Regions from separate parts of the Mus musculus genome. Here region 2 is linked to region 1. The links are chromatin loops, found by intact Hi-C in ENCODE. Cell type or tissue: left cerebral cortex. All regions are shown on one strand.

The links. Hi-C counts contacts between places; a loop is a spot of excess contacts. Peaks named below come from ENCODE experiments on the same cell type or tissue, not always from the same donor. Only the 100,000 strongest peaks of a DNase experiment are listed, where the experiment ranks them.
Region 2: it touches region 1 in a loop (6-fold over the local background); 5 of 42 quality-filtered maps call a loop at or near these places.

What each region holds. Positions count from the first base shown.
Region 1 is chr2:157,800,338-157,808,337 of GRCm38, forward strand. Ctnnbl1 (catenin, beta like 1) reads left to right here. Exons shown (of 16, transcript NM_025680.4): 6 at 6,338-6,431. Among named protein-coding and RNA genes, the nearest start is that of Ctnnbl1, 67 kb to the left of the region's middle. In left cerebral cortex, a CTCF peak has its summit at 1,240; DNase peaks (open chromatin) are centred at 1,135, 2,570, 4,332, 4,903 and 1 more place; H3K27ac peaks cover 4,983 bases.
Region 2 is chr2:157,873,908-157,881,907 of GRCm38, forward strand. All of the region lies in intron 13 of Ctnnbl1 (catenin, beta like 1), which reads left to right. Among named protein-coding and RNA genes, the nearest start is that of Vstm2l, 37 kb to the right of the region's middle. In left cerebral cortex, no CTCF peak of the experiment used is centred here; DNase peaks (open chromatin) are centred at 19, 1,455, 1,932 and 4,251.

The DNA.
Region 1 (8,000 bases):
TTTGCTTTCTCTGTGTTTGAATTAAAGATTTGCATCGCCATATGTGTGAAGCCAAGGCCAAGCCTCAGACATCACTCACTTCCTCAGCGGTTACCCAGGGTGCACCAAGGCAACCCCTGTTCACCAGGTCCCAGCTTGACATATGAGAAAGCCCAGAGACACATGGACTCCTCCTGCTGGGCCCCTCAGCCTGGCCTGTGTCCACTGAAGCAAAAACTTGCTTGCATGCTCTGATCCCTACCTGATGAGGGAGGCCTCCAGTCTGAAGAGGCACTACAGCTAGCCAGTGGGGGAGGCAGATTTGGTCTAGCCTCTTCCCCTAATTTTGATGGCAGTTCATTCTGCTCACTGCTAGGGACTCTGGGCTTCCCTTTCCTTTTGCCCTCTTCTGCCTCTTCTCTCTGATAAGAATGGTGGCAAGTGTTGCTTTCTGAGAAGTCTGTAATTTCTCAGAAGCCACTGCAGCCATTCATGATAGGCTCATTAAGCTGCCTTCTGGTCCCACCCACAGACCTAGGGAATCAAGGTAACTGGACTGGGAACTCCAGTGCCTGGGAGACGCCTCTGCAGTACGGCCTGCCACTAAGGTTCTCAGCACCAGATCTTCCCCACACTGAGCTCACTGCTGATGTGGTATAAGTGGAGGGGTTGGGAACCCTTTGGAGATGAAGGACTGTCTCTGAGCCCGGCTGAAGTCCAGCAGGACCCGTGATGCTAGTGTGAAATTTCTATAGCTGGTTTCCTTTCAGGCTCCTTCCTAGAGTGAGCTGCCACTTTCATGGGCTTTGAGACCTTTATTTTTCCTTAGAACCACTGTACAGACAGGGAAGGATTCTGCCAGGGCAGCCTTTGTTTTGAGGAGCATTTGTCGCAAGGCTGTGGCACCCCCTCCTGCACTGTCTCTCCACAGTGTCATTTGTGCAGTCTTACCTTCCAGAGGTTAATTACGGTGGGCCCTGTGTGCGCCTTCCTGCCTAGTCCCTGGGCTGGTTTTAATTACCGTCCTTTGCCTGTGTGAATGGAGAAGATGAGAGGGGAACAGCCAGCCAGGCGGCTGCTGTGAACCTACATAGAAGCAGCAGCTCGCACAAAGCCCCCTTTGTGTCTCCGTGTTGCCAAGCCCACCAACAAAGGCTGCATCTTGCAGATTTTATTGTCTGTCTGGAAGGGAGCAGTTCCTCCTCAGTCTTGGGAGCCATTAGGTAGCTGCTGTGCAGGATTTCCTGTTTGTTTGGGGTTTTTTATGATTATATTATTTTAAGATTTTGGCTCTTACGGCTTTATCCTGGTGGGGCTTTTGTGAATCACAGACACTGCATTCTGGAGTCCAGTATGTTATTTGCTTGTCTGCTACCACTCAGAAGTCGTCGGTAAATATCAGTGGGCAGAGCTGGAGAGGAGGCTTCTGTTTATCTCGCCCTCGTGCCACATTGAGGAAGAAGTTTGATAAGTATTCTCATATTACAAGGGTTGAGTTGTCTTCATAGTTTTAATTTGGGGCCAATATTGGAAGCCTGGACTCGCTGGAGCAGAGGCTAGAGGGCATGTGGCAGGATTTATTATGGCGTACAGTTTGCAGTTATTGCCTTGGTCTTTTTCCCAGTTGGAAGTCCCAGCAATAGAGTAGCACATTTGTGAGCAAAGTGCTGTCCTGGCAGTCTTGGGAATCTTTGGGGTTTTAAATTTTGGATCACATTCATTGCTGTTCTGTATACACAAAGGGAGTATTTGTGCTTTGGAACAAATCAATTTAGGAGCCTGGAAGATGGACTTCTCTGGAGATCATAGATGTGAGGTTTATTGCGCTGGTGAGAACTCCCTGGCTCACCCCTCCACAGCCATGTGGCTCCTGAGTGCAGTGACCAGACAGTGGATGGCCTGCAGTGAGTGCCTCCCTGAGCTTTCTGGGACCCTTATATCTTCCTGTCAAGCCTCCCCCAGCCTCAGCTCAGTCTTTGAAGCTTTTCCATATCATCTCCCCAGCAGAGACCTGGGAACTTGACACATTGCATTATAGCTTCTGTGGGCCAGTTTGTCTTTCCCAAGTTGTGGTCCCACTGGGGGACTGGTCAGGCCTGCAGCTCTGCCACTCACTGTGTGCCCTGTGAAGGTTACTTTCCCTTCCGTGTTGTGTTTCACATGTTTGTCACACAGTGCACCTGTGAGGCATCAGTACGTATTTAGAGATCTTTAGGGCACCCACTACTTGCTGGCTGTTTTCCAGAACTGGTGGAGATCCAGCAGTTTGTAAATGTCAGGTGATGGTGAGAAGTGTCATCTACCACATGGTGACATGTTTGTGGATGTTTGTTGAACAGTTTTCAGTTTGAAAATGTTTCAGAAAGCATTTTCAGTAATTATTTTTAAATATTTGGATGACTTGGGTCTAAATAAGACATCCAAAGATGGAGGCTTTGTTTAAAGAAAACAGCAATGAGGATACAGGAGGCCAGGAGGTTGAGAAGGCAGGCTCTGTGGGATGAAGAGTAGGGCTGGTCAGATCTGGGGCCAAGCCAACAGAATTTCAGATTGTGCGGAGGAGTCATACAGAGCAGGGTAAAGAGCCGCTGAGGCGTGAAGCTGCCTGAGCCCCGCATCTTCTGTAGACTGGAGCAAGTGTACCTTGCTGTAGAGAACCTGGGGACCCTTCCACACCCATCCTTGCCCTCAGGCAGCCCTTCTCAGATGCCCAGTCCTGAGCGCAGGCCATGGTCTGCCTTGGTCTGATGTGCTGCTTGCTTTGTGCTGCTCAGGTGCAGCCACGCTGAGGGTCTCCTGACGCTTGTCACCGTGTCAGCCTCTGCTTCCTGGCCTTCTTGCTTCCATTCGTGTTCTCTCCTTTATCTCTGTCGCAAAGCAGAACTCACCAGGTCTTCATTCGCTTGATGCTCACTGCGTGCTGACTTCCTCTTGGTCCTAGAAACTGGCTGCTTGTAGCTCTCAGTATGGCTGATAGGGTCTCTGCTCTCAGGGGGTGAAACAAGATGGTCATGCAGAGGATGAAAATGGAATGGCTGAGTGTGTGGGGGTCTGGTTAGACCTGGTTCTCTAAAAAGGCCTTGTCTTAGTCAGGGTTTCTATTCCTGCATGAACATCATGATCAAGAAGCAAGTTGGGGAGGAAAGGGTTTATTCAGCTCACATTTTCCACATTGCTGTTCATCACCAAAGGAAGTCAGAACTGGAACTCAAGCAGGTCAGGAAGCAGGAGCTGATGCAGAGGCCATGGAGGGATGTTCCTTACTGGCTTGCTTCCCCTGGCTTGCTCAGCTTGCTTTCTTTTAGAACCCAAGACTACCAGCCCAGGGATTGAACCACCCACAATGGGACCCTCCCCCCTTGATCACTAATTGAGAAAATGCCATACCTGGATCTCATGGAGGCATTTCCTCACCTGAAGCTCCTTTTTCTGTGATAACTCCAGCTTGTGTCAAGTTGACACAAAATCAACCAGTACAGGCCTGAGTTCTGGGTACAAGAAGAAGCCAGCCATTCAAAATGGCCAAGAGCAGGGTAGGACAGGGAAGAGACCAAGGTGAGAATGAGCTTGGCACCAGGGAGAATGAGAGGAGCCACTTGGTGTGGGGAGTGGTTCTGCGTCCTATAGGCCTCTGTGAAATCGTCTGCATGGGCAGACATTAGGCATGGGATTGGCAAGTGTCTGTCTAGATGTTTAGAACAACCGACAGGCAGCTGTGGGTGGGGAGTGGGAGGGCAGGAATGGAGGCACATATCTCAAGAGGTGACTGTAGGCTTGCTTTTAGTATTATGACTTTCAAAACTTATTTGATCAAGATCCCTTCCACATGTTTGGGGGTTATTTTATTATTTTTTTAAACATGACATTTCTGAAACGCGTTGTGGGTGGAAGAACTCCAATCTAGCTCTTGAGTGTCATGGAGTGGGCCAGGTAGAAAAGGAATCCTCTTCAGACCCTCTCATCTGCCTGTTTCCCTCTTTCCTCCTTTTCTCTTATATCCTTCTTCTTTGGTCAAGTGGAAAAAGATGTCTGATCATGCCCTCAAACCTCCTCATAGTGAGACCTGCTGTTTGGGGACCTGCTAACAAGCAGAAATAACCAGAGACTTATCAGAAACTGCCAGGCCTCAGAGAGACCTCATTTCCAAGGCCAGGGCTGCTCTGGCTGGTGCTTTAATCCCCACGCAGGATTTGTTTTTAGTTTCAGACTTGGTCACAGATCCAGAAAATTGAAGGTAGGCTGGAGGCTGGAGGAAGTAGGCAGAATGCTAATTTGCACTCCTTACCAGCCGACTCCAGAGCCATGCATAATACAAATACTTTCCTAAGGGTTTTCTGAGCTAAATGTATTTTGACTGCTCTCGGCCCTCCTGCAATCAGATAAAATTGTATCTAACCCAACTAAACATTGAGTTTCACACTTTGCAAGCTTAAAAAGTCTGCCTGTTGGAAGTTAGATTTCTGTAACAAGAAAAAAGACTTTCCTCCAGCCAGACACCCACCAACCATATCCACTTGGCTCTAGGATCTAAGTGCTGCTCACCGCCACTGTCCTGCCAGTTTCTAGACAGCAGAGATGGCAAACATAACTAAGAATCAGGGAAAGAGACAAATAATGCAAATAAATAATGCTGCCATCCATCGCAGCAGAAGCCGGCCATGCCGTCTTGTTTGTAGCAGTGACAAGCCATTGCTGCCAAGCAGAGCTGTGACGTTTGCCACTTCTGAATTGGGGGAGATAGGGGAGTTAGTTAGGGTGGTTTAGAAAAAACTAAGTTGTGGATGCTCTGTGCCCCCAGATGTTTTCTGCTTTCTTTGCCATGCATAAATGATTCAGTTTATTAAGGGAAACACTTTAATGTTCTTACTGGCTGTGAGACTTGAGAGCACGATTGTGTATCCCTGGGAGAAGAGGGAGAGCAGCTCATTTTCTGCTGCAGCCCTTCCAGCTCTGGCACCAGCTCCTCTCCAGTGGCTCCGTCCCCATTCCTTCCCCAAGGCATAAGGGAGAGCTCAGAAAGCGTCACTGACTAGCAACTGGGTGTGCAGACAGGCCACAAATTTCAGATTTTCTTCATGTCCAGATGTTGCCCCTGAGTCTCAGAAAGTCCCAGAAAGAGCAGGGGCTGTATTTGTCTTCTCCTCCCTGTCATCCTTAGGCTCTGTCCAACCAGGTCTGTAGAGTGCAGCTCACTGGGCTCTTCCTCCTCCTGTCTGTCTTTCTGTTCTCTGCTCACTGCTGTCCCAGCTCTATGGCTCTGGCCAGGCTGCCTAACCTCCCTGAGCCTTTGTTGTGTGCTCTGTGAGTGAGAGCTGTGAGCTTTATGCCAGGGTAGATGCAACACTGACTGAGAGCACACAGTGACTGCATAAGTTTATTTGGTAAGGTTAGTTTCTCAGGTATCTGTTTGGGCAGAGTTGTTCAAGATCTTAAAGTGAGCCAGGGTCCGTGAAGTAAGGGGCTTGCTAGCAAAGAACTTGGCTTTTTCTTCCCCAGCGAGGTAAATGGCATGGAGTGAGAACAAAACTCGATGCAAACTTGATTGTGGGCATTTTGAGTTGTTCCTTTAGCCAAAAGTAGTGCCCCCTCCCCCCATTTTCCTGCGATTGCTGTAGGATTCTTCTTTATCCTCACTTCCTGTGTAAGGCAAGCAAGGCAGTGGGAAGGGGAAGGGAGGCTGTACCCAGCTCTCCAGTCTTCCTAGATGCCTGATCACAGCTGTCTTAGCTAAAGAGTCTCTTCTCCAGGAGAGAAAACCAGGGCTGCCTTCCCTCCTTCCTTCCCTGCATGCCCTGGGGTTGCCCACAGGCAGTCCCCCAGAACCTGTTGTACAGATGGCAGTGTAAAGGAGGAAAGGCTCTCTTCAAGATTCTAGAAGGAATCCTGACTTTGGTATCGCTCCTTGGCAGATGTGTGTATTCTGTAGCTACTGTGGGTTTCCTACCGACCTCAAAAGGTGACTCAAGTAAGAGCTGGAAGTATGTTTTACCCAATGCCTCATGCCCTGTTTTTCCATCATGTGTAGGTACTGCTGAGGCAGAGCTTGGGGAAGGAGAGGTGGGATGATGACCATGAGAACCTTGCATTCACCAGCTTTGTAACCCTGCCTTTTCCTTTGTGCCACTCATCTCTGGCTTGCCCAGCCGGGGTCAGGACTAACTTGGGGTTAGGAAGCCATTAAGACCCCTTCCTTGCCTCGGAGTGCCTTGAAGAGGCCATGGGTTGAGAGAGCACTGCAGGCTGCCAGTTCTGCACTCAGTTTGCTCATTTGAATGGAGAGCTGTGACTAGGGGAATGGGGACATTTGGGGATTGACCTGTGATGTGTTCTTCTCTTCCTTTGCTTCCTATTCCCGCAGGTGGACGGGCAGGTGGCCGCATTGTTGGTGCAGAATCTGGAGCGCCTGGATGAGTCTGTGAGGGAGGAGGCTGATGGCGTCCACAACACCCTAGGTGAGGGGCTGGCACCAATTAACAACCAAATGGGTTTTGGTTTTTTTTTTTCCCCTATACTCCAAAGCTGCCTTTTAAAAATGAAGACCCATGTGTGCATTTCATGTAACTACAGCTTTGATTTGGTATATAGGCAATAAAAGCTGAAATCCACTAAGTAGGTACCCATCCAAGAGAAAATATAAAATATGCTGGCTCCTAAATTTTATTTTAAGATTTTACTGTTTCTAATTATGTATATATGTATGTTGGGGAGTGTTTGCACATCATTGTGGAGGCCAGGAGATCCTTGTTGGATTTCCTGTGCTAGAGTTAAAAGTGGTAGACCCTCTGATATAGGTGCTGGAAAGCAAACCCAGATCTTTGCAAGAGCAATATGAACACCTCTCCTTAGCAGCCTTTGCCTCCAAAAGTTAAGATGAAATCCTTGTGGGGCCCTTTCTGCCCTAGGAAGCAAAGTTTTAAATTTGTGGGTGATCTCGTGTCAGCTTCCCTCACCCACTTCCTTCAGTGGAGCTGCAGGTGTTTGCACATCTGTGGACATTACAAAAAGGTATTTGCATTGAAAGAGCCAGTGTTTCCTTGTCTTTGGTACAGACGGCTTGGCTAAGTGAGTTAAAATACTTCCAGCGACTCTGCTGCCCGAGTCCCATTCATTTCAGTGCATTCTTCTACAGTCCTTTCCTTCTCCCTCAAATCTCTCCAGCTTCTCCCTTCGCACAGTTGCCATATTTAAAGTCATGCCTTTGGGCAGGCCGCTTCCTCCCTGGCTGCTATTGTGTTAAACCAGCGGTGGCATCTTTGCAAGCTGAGCTCCAGCAATGAAGGGGGCCGAGCTGAAACAGGAGTTTCTATGAGATTAGTTTCCCTCCCGGCTCCTCTGTGCTTACTGCAGATCTCCCTTGTAGTGCTAGACTCTTCAGTGTGGATTATTGTAAAGAAGAGGGAAGATGGGCACCCAGGGAGTATGAGAGGGGAACACGACAGCCTGCGGTTGGGAGCTGGCTCTAGTGCAGAGGCAGAAGTTGGCATTGCCATCTGTCAGCCTAATGCTGGATTTTGCAACATGGAAAGCTTATCAAAAGTCTTAGCTGGCTGTTCATAAAAAGGCCCTGGTGTGGTAGGAAAGCGCAGCTCTGGCAAATCTGCCTGGTCTCTGCTCAGGCACCTACCACACTCAGATTCATGCCTCCTCCTTCCCACTCCTTGGGTGCCTGGTGTTTCTCAGACACAGTACTGGGAGCTAGGGCAGATCAGGAGGAGTCAGGCATGACTAATACAAGGGTGCTCTCATGGGAAAGCCCAGGACAGAGGAAGGAGTGCCAGTGACAAGAGCTATGATTAGTGTCAGTAAGAACATCCTAGAGACTGAGAGCAAGGGCCTTGAGTGTTGCAGGGGAGCTGACTGGGGCCCTTGGCCTGTGGAGGAGTCCGTGGCTGTCTTTGGCTAAGTCAAGCGAGGCTGTGCTTCTGGAAAATGAGGGCGGGAGGTGGGGTTGGGGCAGTGAGATCAGGGAGTGAGTCTGTCCAGAGTTTGGAAGACCCTGTGAACCATGGCAGGAAGTGTGG
Region 2 (8,000 bases), 74 kb after region 1:
GCCCAAGTGCCAATTAGAAACCTGAGTGTGGTGTGTGCTGCTGGGGAGAGCCAGGGACCCAGAGGGCAGCTCAAGCCACCCCAGTGACTCTGTGACTCTTCCACATGCACACCAAGTAGGGATGGGGTTTTTCAGTCTACTGCCAGACCCTGGGAGAGGAGGGGGGACCAGGGAGGTGGCCTTTCCCTGACTCTCTGCTCAGGACACATAGCCTCACTGGCCCGGACTATTTTTCCCCATTTGTTTTTAAGGTGTTTGAATTTTTGTGCTTGGAGAAACTGGGTAGGTAGTGGTATAACAAGTAACGCCTGACCCAGCACCAGGAACAGGCAGAGAGCCTTTGTTTCCTTTTCTCTGGGAGGTCCCTGTTAACTCCCAGTTGGTTCTCTGCCTTCCCTACACCTCCAGCCCTGTCTTCCTGCCTTGGGTATTAGAGCTAGTGCCTCCTACAAGGTCAGATCTCATTAAATATGTGCCCACCTCAGAGAAATAGTCATAAAACCCGTCCCTTCATAGCTGGTAGGCAGTGTGCTTGTTTGCTTCCTCTGTGCCTGTCATTTTGTTGGTGGTGGTGGTTGGTTGGTTTTGGTTTTTCTGAGGCAGGGTTTCTTTTTGTGTAGCCCTGACTGTCCTGGAACTCACTCTGTAGGCCAGGCTGGCCTCAAACTCAGAGATCCACCTGTCTCTGCCTCCCCAGTACTGGGACTAAAGGTGTGCACCATCACCACCCCAGCATGGTCTCCTCTTAAGATTTTCACCCTGAGCCTGAGGAAAGGACCACTGCTCCTTGAGGGAGTTCGTTGTCTGCCCCCTGGGTGTTAAGGATGGAGGGATCTGCCTACCTCCACGTTGTTCCAGAACTTTCATTTTTGCTGGTAGTGCTTAGTTTACAAAACAACAAAACCCCACACAACCCCTCTCACTGAAAATACTTGAAAGTACACACAAGTAGATTCTAATGTGACTGCAGCAGTAGCATAGTGTTTGGTTGGTGATGGGTCTTGTCTTGTTGCTTGCAGTGTTAGGAATAGAAGCCAGGGCCTTACACATGCAGGGCAAATGCTCTCCTGTGGAGCAACATCCCCAGTCCTGCAGCTGTCTGCACTAAGGAAACAAACATGCTTAGAAGCATGCATGGGACTCCTCCAGCACTAGATTATTTTAGCATTTTCAGTTCATAGTATATTACTACAGCAGTACATAACTGGAAGAGAGCGCCGTCCATGCCTTGGGCTGGTTGGTGCCCAGTGTGTTCCGGCTGTACTCAGTGTCCTTGAGATCCAGAGTGAAGTTGGACATACCCCAGGGGCTCCTGGTTAACAAGATTTGAACTTTTAAAGGCCGTGTAATGTTTCCAACTCTTCCAGCAAGCAGCAGCCCTCGTGATCAGTAAATATCCAGGGCGCTTGTCTCAGCAGATTTCACTGGGCTCCCCAAACAGGCTGAAGCCCAGAAAAGACCAGGATCCCTGTGGGTTCAGCGTACAGAAGCTGCCTTCAGAAGCAAGACGTAATTAGATAGGTGCTGGCAGGGATTTCTGAAAGAGGGAGGAGAGCCTTAGAGAGAGGCTTTTCTTTCTTAGTTCCTGGGAAAATTATACTCAGCAGGTTTATTCAATAAAGTGTTCTCACCACATACTTCTCACCGTAATGACTTACAAATTGCATGCTAATTTTGCCACAGTTAAGTCATTCTAGGCTTTATCCTGCAAAGAAAAAGATGGACTCTGTAATGAAACAGTATCCACAGGACTTGATATCTTAAGCAGACTGGCTGTTTCTTCAGCATCCAGAACTCACTTGAAGATATGGGTGAACGGGGGTGAAGGGTGGAATGAGCATGTGGGGTGCGTGACCCTGAGCGCCAGGTGGAGATCTGGTTTCTGCTGTTCTACTAACTATGCTGGAAGCTTCCAAAGCAAGCTTTAAAAAAGAGAGAGTGCATCCTGCTGAGAGTTCCTCTCAGCCCATCTTTAAGCCAGTACCTCACAGACTTTCTCAGCCAGGGAGTTTGCCAGTAGAAGCTAGTGGGGAGGGTGTCTTTTCCTGTCTCCTACTGCCCTCTTTGGACACCCACTGTTTCAGCCATGGCCCCTTTGGTGCCTCCTGCTTCTCTGACAGTCATTTCCAATCAGTTACTGGAAAAGAAGTCAGTAGGTCTGAGTTCTGGATCCACACCCCTGCACTTGCCTTACAGCATCGTGGCCCTGAGCACAGTGCTTTTCCTTTCTGAAACTGAGTGCTCACTCAGTGAAGCTAACATCTCACCTCTCCGCCACCTCCCAGGCTTGTTGTCGGGTTTGCAAGGGTTAGGGCTGTGCCCCCTCCCATACCTCTGTAGGCTCACAGTCCGGTGTACCTGGATGTCACTTATAGGCTCCTCTGGCTCATTAAGTCAAACCCAAACCATGGGGTCCGCAGAGTGGGAACACCCTAGGACCATTCACCAGTGTAACCAGTCAGACCCTGGAAGCCATCTGCTGCCTCACATCCACCAGACAAGCTCTACCGGCATTGGCTCCCAGCCCTTCTCACTGCCACGGGCTTCATCACTTCCTTTGCTTTCACACAGCAGCCACCTAACTAGGCTCCTTACTCTAGGAGTGTGCCCTGTGGGTCTTCCTCACCCTACCCAGAGAGTATCTACGTGCATACTTGCTTAGACCATTCCCAACACTCACACACACACTCACACACACACACAGTCAATCCAGTGTTGTTGTGATACCATCCGCTTGTAGGTGAACCTAAACCAGGCCCTGCCACATCCCTTGCCCATCACTACATGAAGAAGCCACTTGTTGCTTCTGGATTCACTTTCTCAAATCTGCAAGAGCCAGGTGTGGTAGTGCACAGCCATAATCTCAGCTCTTGGGAGACCGAGGCAGAAGAATCTCAGACCCAAGGCTGAAACACCCACTGGACACTTGCCCGTTATGTCTGCAGCATCTCTTCCGCACCCTCCTCTGCTGCAGCTGGCTGCCCGCCCCTTCAGTAGCCTTCAGGGCTCGGGTGTGTAGACAGATATTAGGTGTGTGTGTGTGTGTGTGTGTGTGTGTGTGTGTGTGTGTGTGTGTGGTGCCTGTCATACAGAGCAGCTGCAGTAGTAGTCTCCCTCAGTTCTTAGAAACCCATCCCTGAGGATGCCCAGAGCCTCGCCGTGGTACTAAGCACATCTGCACCACAGCCTCGGGATGCAGATGAGAGACTTGGCCACTGTTCTGGCTCTGCCTCCCTTGAACTCCCTGCTTTGCTTACTGGCGAAAGTGAGTATAAGAGCACTGATCTTGCGCAGTGGAACCTAAGCACAGATAGTCCCTGGCTTAAGAGGCTGTTCGTCAGAATTATTGTCACAAGTGGCTCTGGCCTGCGTGCTTGTCCGTCCGTCCTCCAATCCAGTGGAGTCCTCACTGGTAGAGTTTGCGTGTACTTTCTCCCCATAGAACCATCATTTTCTGATAATACCTGCTATGGTGGGAACTCTGCCTCTCAATACTTGTTCCCTGTTGGCAAAAATGAACAGTTGGGTGTTTGGGGTTTTGTTTGTTTGTTTTTTAGGGGAAAGGAGGCACAACAGAACCAAGGAACCCTGTATAGCCAGGTTAAGTACCAGCTTTGCCACACAGAGTGGAAAGTGCCCTTTGTTCTAGGAGGGACAAGGCCATTTGTGGGAACCTGGCACATGCAAGTGTGCTTGTGTAATCAGCCTCCTCCTTATGACCAGGCCCTGGCCTAAGAGCCAGCCGTGGATTTTTATGCACACACACCGAACCCCAGATTCCTAGCCTCCCGCTTCCCAGCTGAGAAGACAGGCTTCTAAGATCTGCACCCTATTTTAGAGGCATTTGGAGGAAGGGCTTTATTTGGGGACATTTGCATCTCTTGTCTCCATTTACCACTTCCAGTTGGGGCTGCATGTAAAGGGTTCACAGCCACCTCTTTATGATGGTCCCCTTCCCTCAGCCTGAGACAGCTAGCTCACTACCTGTCAGGGCAGATGAGAAATGCCATCAGAGCCCTCCAAGGGCTTGTGCCAGAGAGAGGCAAGGGAAACTGGTGGTTTGGTTGTGCTTCCAAAGCCAGATTAACATTTACAGTGGAGATGCAGCTGAAAGAGAGAACACACCAGCCTGCAGTAATAGCACCTTGACGTTCCACATTCCCCTCTCTGGTATCTTTGGCGATGAATCTGTTTATTTTAGCAACCCTCCGACAGGCTTATGCTGCTGGGAACTGCAATCTGTTCCACTTACAGTGCACCATTCACTCAATTACCATCTAAGATTTTATCCCAGCCCTCGTGTACAGAGTGAGCAAAACAAAGCCTAGCAGGGTGTCTTCTCACTCTGTCTCCCAAACTGAATATGGAATCTTCTGATCTAGCTCTAGTCTCTCCTCCCTCACCCACCATGCTTTCACACGGTCCCATGTGTGCCAGCCTAGTATTAAACTACTCTGTAGCTAACCAAGGATTGTCCTCAGTTTCTGGTCCCCTGCCTCCACCCCTCAAGCAGTAGGGTTGCAGGTGTATACCACCATGATGAGATGGCTGAGATGCAAACCCAAGGGTGTCGGGAGCATGAGGTGGGAGGTACCCACTCTCCAGCCAGGCTACATCCCGGCCCTCCTCTCATTTCTAAATATCTTCTTTACTGGGAGAAAGGCAGGCCAAGAATCCCTATGTTTAATGTTCCTGGTTTACACTAATTCCCATATAACTTAAAGACAGTGGCTAATGCTGGAGTGGTCCATGCTACTAAGATGATGCTCTTTTACACTATGAAAGGGAACACAGGCTTGGAGCCAGAGTGTGGGCCTCTCTGCCCTAAGCTTCCAATGTGGAATGTGGATATAGTCATACCTCTTACCTCTTACCTCTTGGGGTTCAGAGGAAGAAATATTATTCATCCGGGGCAGCCTGGCACTCAGGAAAAAACACTTTTGCTGAAAATGAACAGACTAAAGGAAAGGCCTTGCGCCAGGGAAGGATGCTGGACTCACCCACTGAAGGGCTGCAGTAGTCACGTGATATATGTCTCAGCTTTTTCCCTCTGGAATCTGAAGGTGAAACCTGCTACCCATGCCCAGCAGGGGCCACACAGGGCAGAAGGCAGTCACTTTCACCTCCCTGTGGAAGGCTTTAAAACTTAACTCCTGTCCTGTTCCGTGTGAATTCCAGCATATGTAGAGATTCTCTGGAAGGCTTTAAGACTTTAAAACTCCTGTCCTGTTCCATGTACAGGAAGCATATGTAGAGATTCTCCTTCTGAAACTTGGTAAGTGGGGTGGCATGTGCACCCAGACTCAATATCTCTTTAACAGCCCCAGCGGAGGAGCACTTGATTTGCATACCCAAGTTGGTTGTGAATTATCTGCCCAGTGCAGTGGCAGACCCAGCGGCTGTGTGTTTGTTGTAGGGAGGTTTAATTTACTTATGGGAGGGTGATCTGAATGGTTAACTGCCATGCCCAGCTCAGGTGTTAATGTTTGGCTCCAGCACCAGGCATTTCTTGAACTGGCTCCCCTGATCACCGCCATCCGTCAGCCTAAATCCATCCACACAACCTCAAACAGGCAGAAATCCTGGCACCTAGCTAGGAAGGTACTTCAGCCCTGGATGATCTGTTAGCTTAGTATTTGTGTCACTGTGCTAAAGAAAGTCTGGGCTGCAGGGTAGACAATGCAGAGGCCACTCAGCCAGCACTCTGTTCCTTGTGCAATCGTTCTTGAAATGTGCCTCTCCTGTGGGTGGGCTTTGTTCAATGTATCTCAACTACCCTACAGGTTTGCTTGTCTGTCTGTAGAACAAAATCATTGGCATGCCTGAGACCTGCGTCACTATGGGATCCATTCACTAGGAAAGAGATTGGATGGAGAAGCTTACAGTGAACATTTTAAATCCTTAAGTTTCTGTATTCCCCAGACACAAGTCCCAGGCAGCTGTATAACTTGAGCTGTGCTAATAGTCATTTGGGAGTCTTCGGCACCCTTAGAGTGTCTGTCAGATGTGGACTTTGTGGTGCCAAGACCAAGGGTAGAGGAAGGCAGGGACTTGCTGTATCGTGTCCTTTGCAAACAGAACAGAACTTGAGAAGGTGGGCTGGAAAGAATTGTGCCCAACCTTACTTGCTTCCCATCTGAGTGACATAGAAACGGTTTCTTTTGTTTCCCCTTAATAGTAAGAGCATGTTTGCATTCTGTATCCCCAAACCCACCGCCCAGAATTGTAACAGGCTAGATAAAATGCCAACCCAAAATCTCAGCCTCACTGCACTGCACTTTCTATGGCACTTCTGAAACTGCTAGGGTGGACACCTAGCCTTGAGAAGCCAGCTTGGCTCAGTGCAATCAGTGATGGCCACGCCCTTCCTGGAGAGGAGCTGTTGACTTCTCTCAGGTCTATACTTGAAGGTTCTGCTTTCCAGTCCTAAGGCTGTATGTTTGGAGTTGAGCATTGAGTGGACTGATGTTGGGGCTGCTTCCAGGAAAGAGAGAGAAAAAGAGACAGGTGGAGCTTGGTGTTGGTCTCTTGGTTCTGTGCATTCTACAGAACTGCATGGAGAAGCCTGGGGGCACAGTGTCCTGTCCAGTTAAAAAGTCAGGCTGTAGGGTAAGTGTGTCAGAAAGCAGTATTGGGGCACTGGGCCATTGAGAGGAACACAAGCAGCTGGCCTAGCCTCATTGTAGAGCCCTGGGCTCTTTATCATCTCTGTTTGTTATTCTGACCTCAGTGCCTGCTGGTCACTGACGTGGAGAACACAGGTGCAGGTCTCCGTCCCAGTGCTGCCAGCCTGGCCTGGCGAGGTGGCCCTGCTTGAGCTGGTCTAACCATGGTGTGTGAGAGCCCATGTGGAGAAAGGAGTGATGGCCTGACACCAAAGGCCACCTTCAGGGGCTCAGCCGCTCCCTTCCGTGGGTGCGTGATGTAGCCGTGATCATTATTCCCATGGCCTCCTGTATTGCTCTCCCATAGTAATCTATCAGAACTAATGTGAGCTGCTGGTTACTGGAAGGTCGCAACCAAAGCCACTCCCCTGCTTCCTGTCCATGCACCGTGCTTCACCACTCTGCTCTCCCAGGCCAGCCAGGCTGGCCTCTCTTTACCATTGTTTCTAGCTGTTCCTTTTGTAGTCGGTTGGTTTTTTTTGTTGGTGTTGGTTTTATTTATTTATTTATTTATTTATTTATTTATTTATTTAGAGAAAGGGTCTCATTATATAGACTAGGCTGGCCTTATCAAAGTCATCGAAATTCACCTCTTCTTGTGTCTAGTATGTCCTATGAGACTCAGTCAGATCCCAGCGTAGAGACTCAGCCTCTCCCCGCTCCCTCAGGCTTCATCCAGCCTCTGGGTCCTACAGGATTTATGCAGGGCACATGTCCTGTCCCCATGCTGCCTTCAGAAATGGTTCACTCCTGTACGTTAAGCTCCTGACACTGTGAGAGCCTCTGCAGTCCCAGCTCAGCACACGGTGGTGGCTGGGTGGATGCAGGGATTCCAGTCCCTCCAGAAGCCTCCTTCCTCTCCCCTATTTATTTTTCCTTCTGTCTTCTCTGCCTTAGGGTAATATTTCTTGCTCCTCGACACCTACTAAGGCCAGGTCCTGAACTGCCCACTGTTACTCATCTCCACAGGGAGGTGGACCAGACAAGTGTCCCCTCCTCAGGGAGTCTGTATTCTGTTAACGGGCAATTATGAATAATGAGCAATTTCACCTCCGAATGCCTTGGTTTCTGATTTGTGCGGTGGGATTAATAATCCCTTCCCTCTACCCTTTAATTTTGCTCCTAAAGAGATGTGTGTATAATAAGACCTTAAACTCTATAACGATGTAGAAATGCACAGTACGGGTACCGGATGCTTTTGTGAATGGAAGTCAGGGTGATTCCTGGGCCTCCCACCCACCCACCCCCGGAGCAGGAAGTTAGGATCTGCGTGAGATGAGAATGAGACTCTTTATAAACTGTGGCATCAGCCTTGCTCTGTGACTAGTGTGTAAG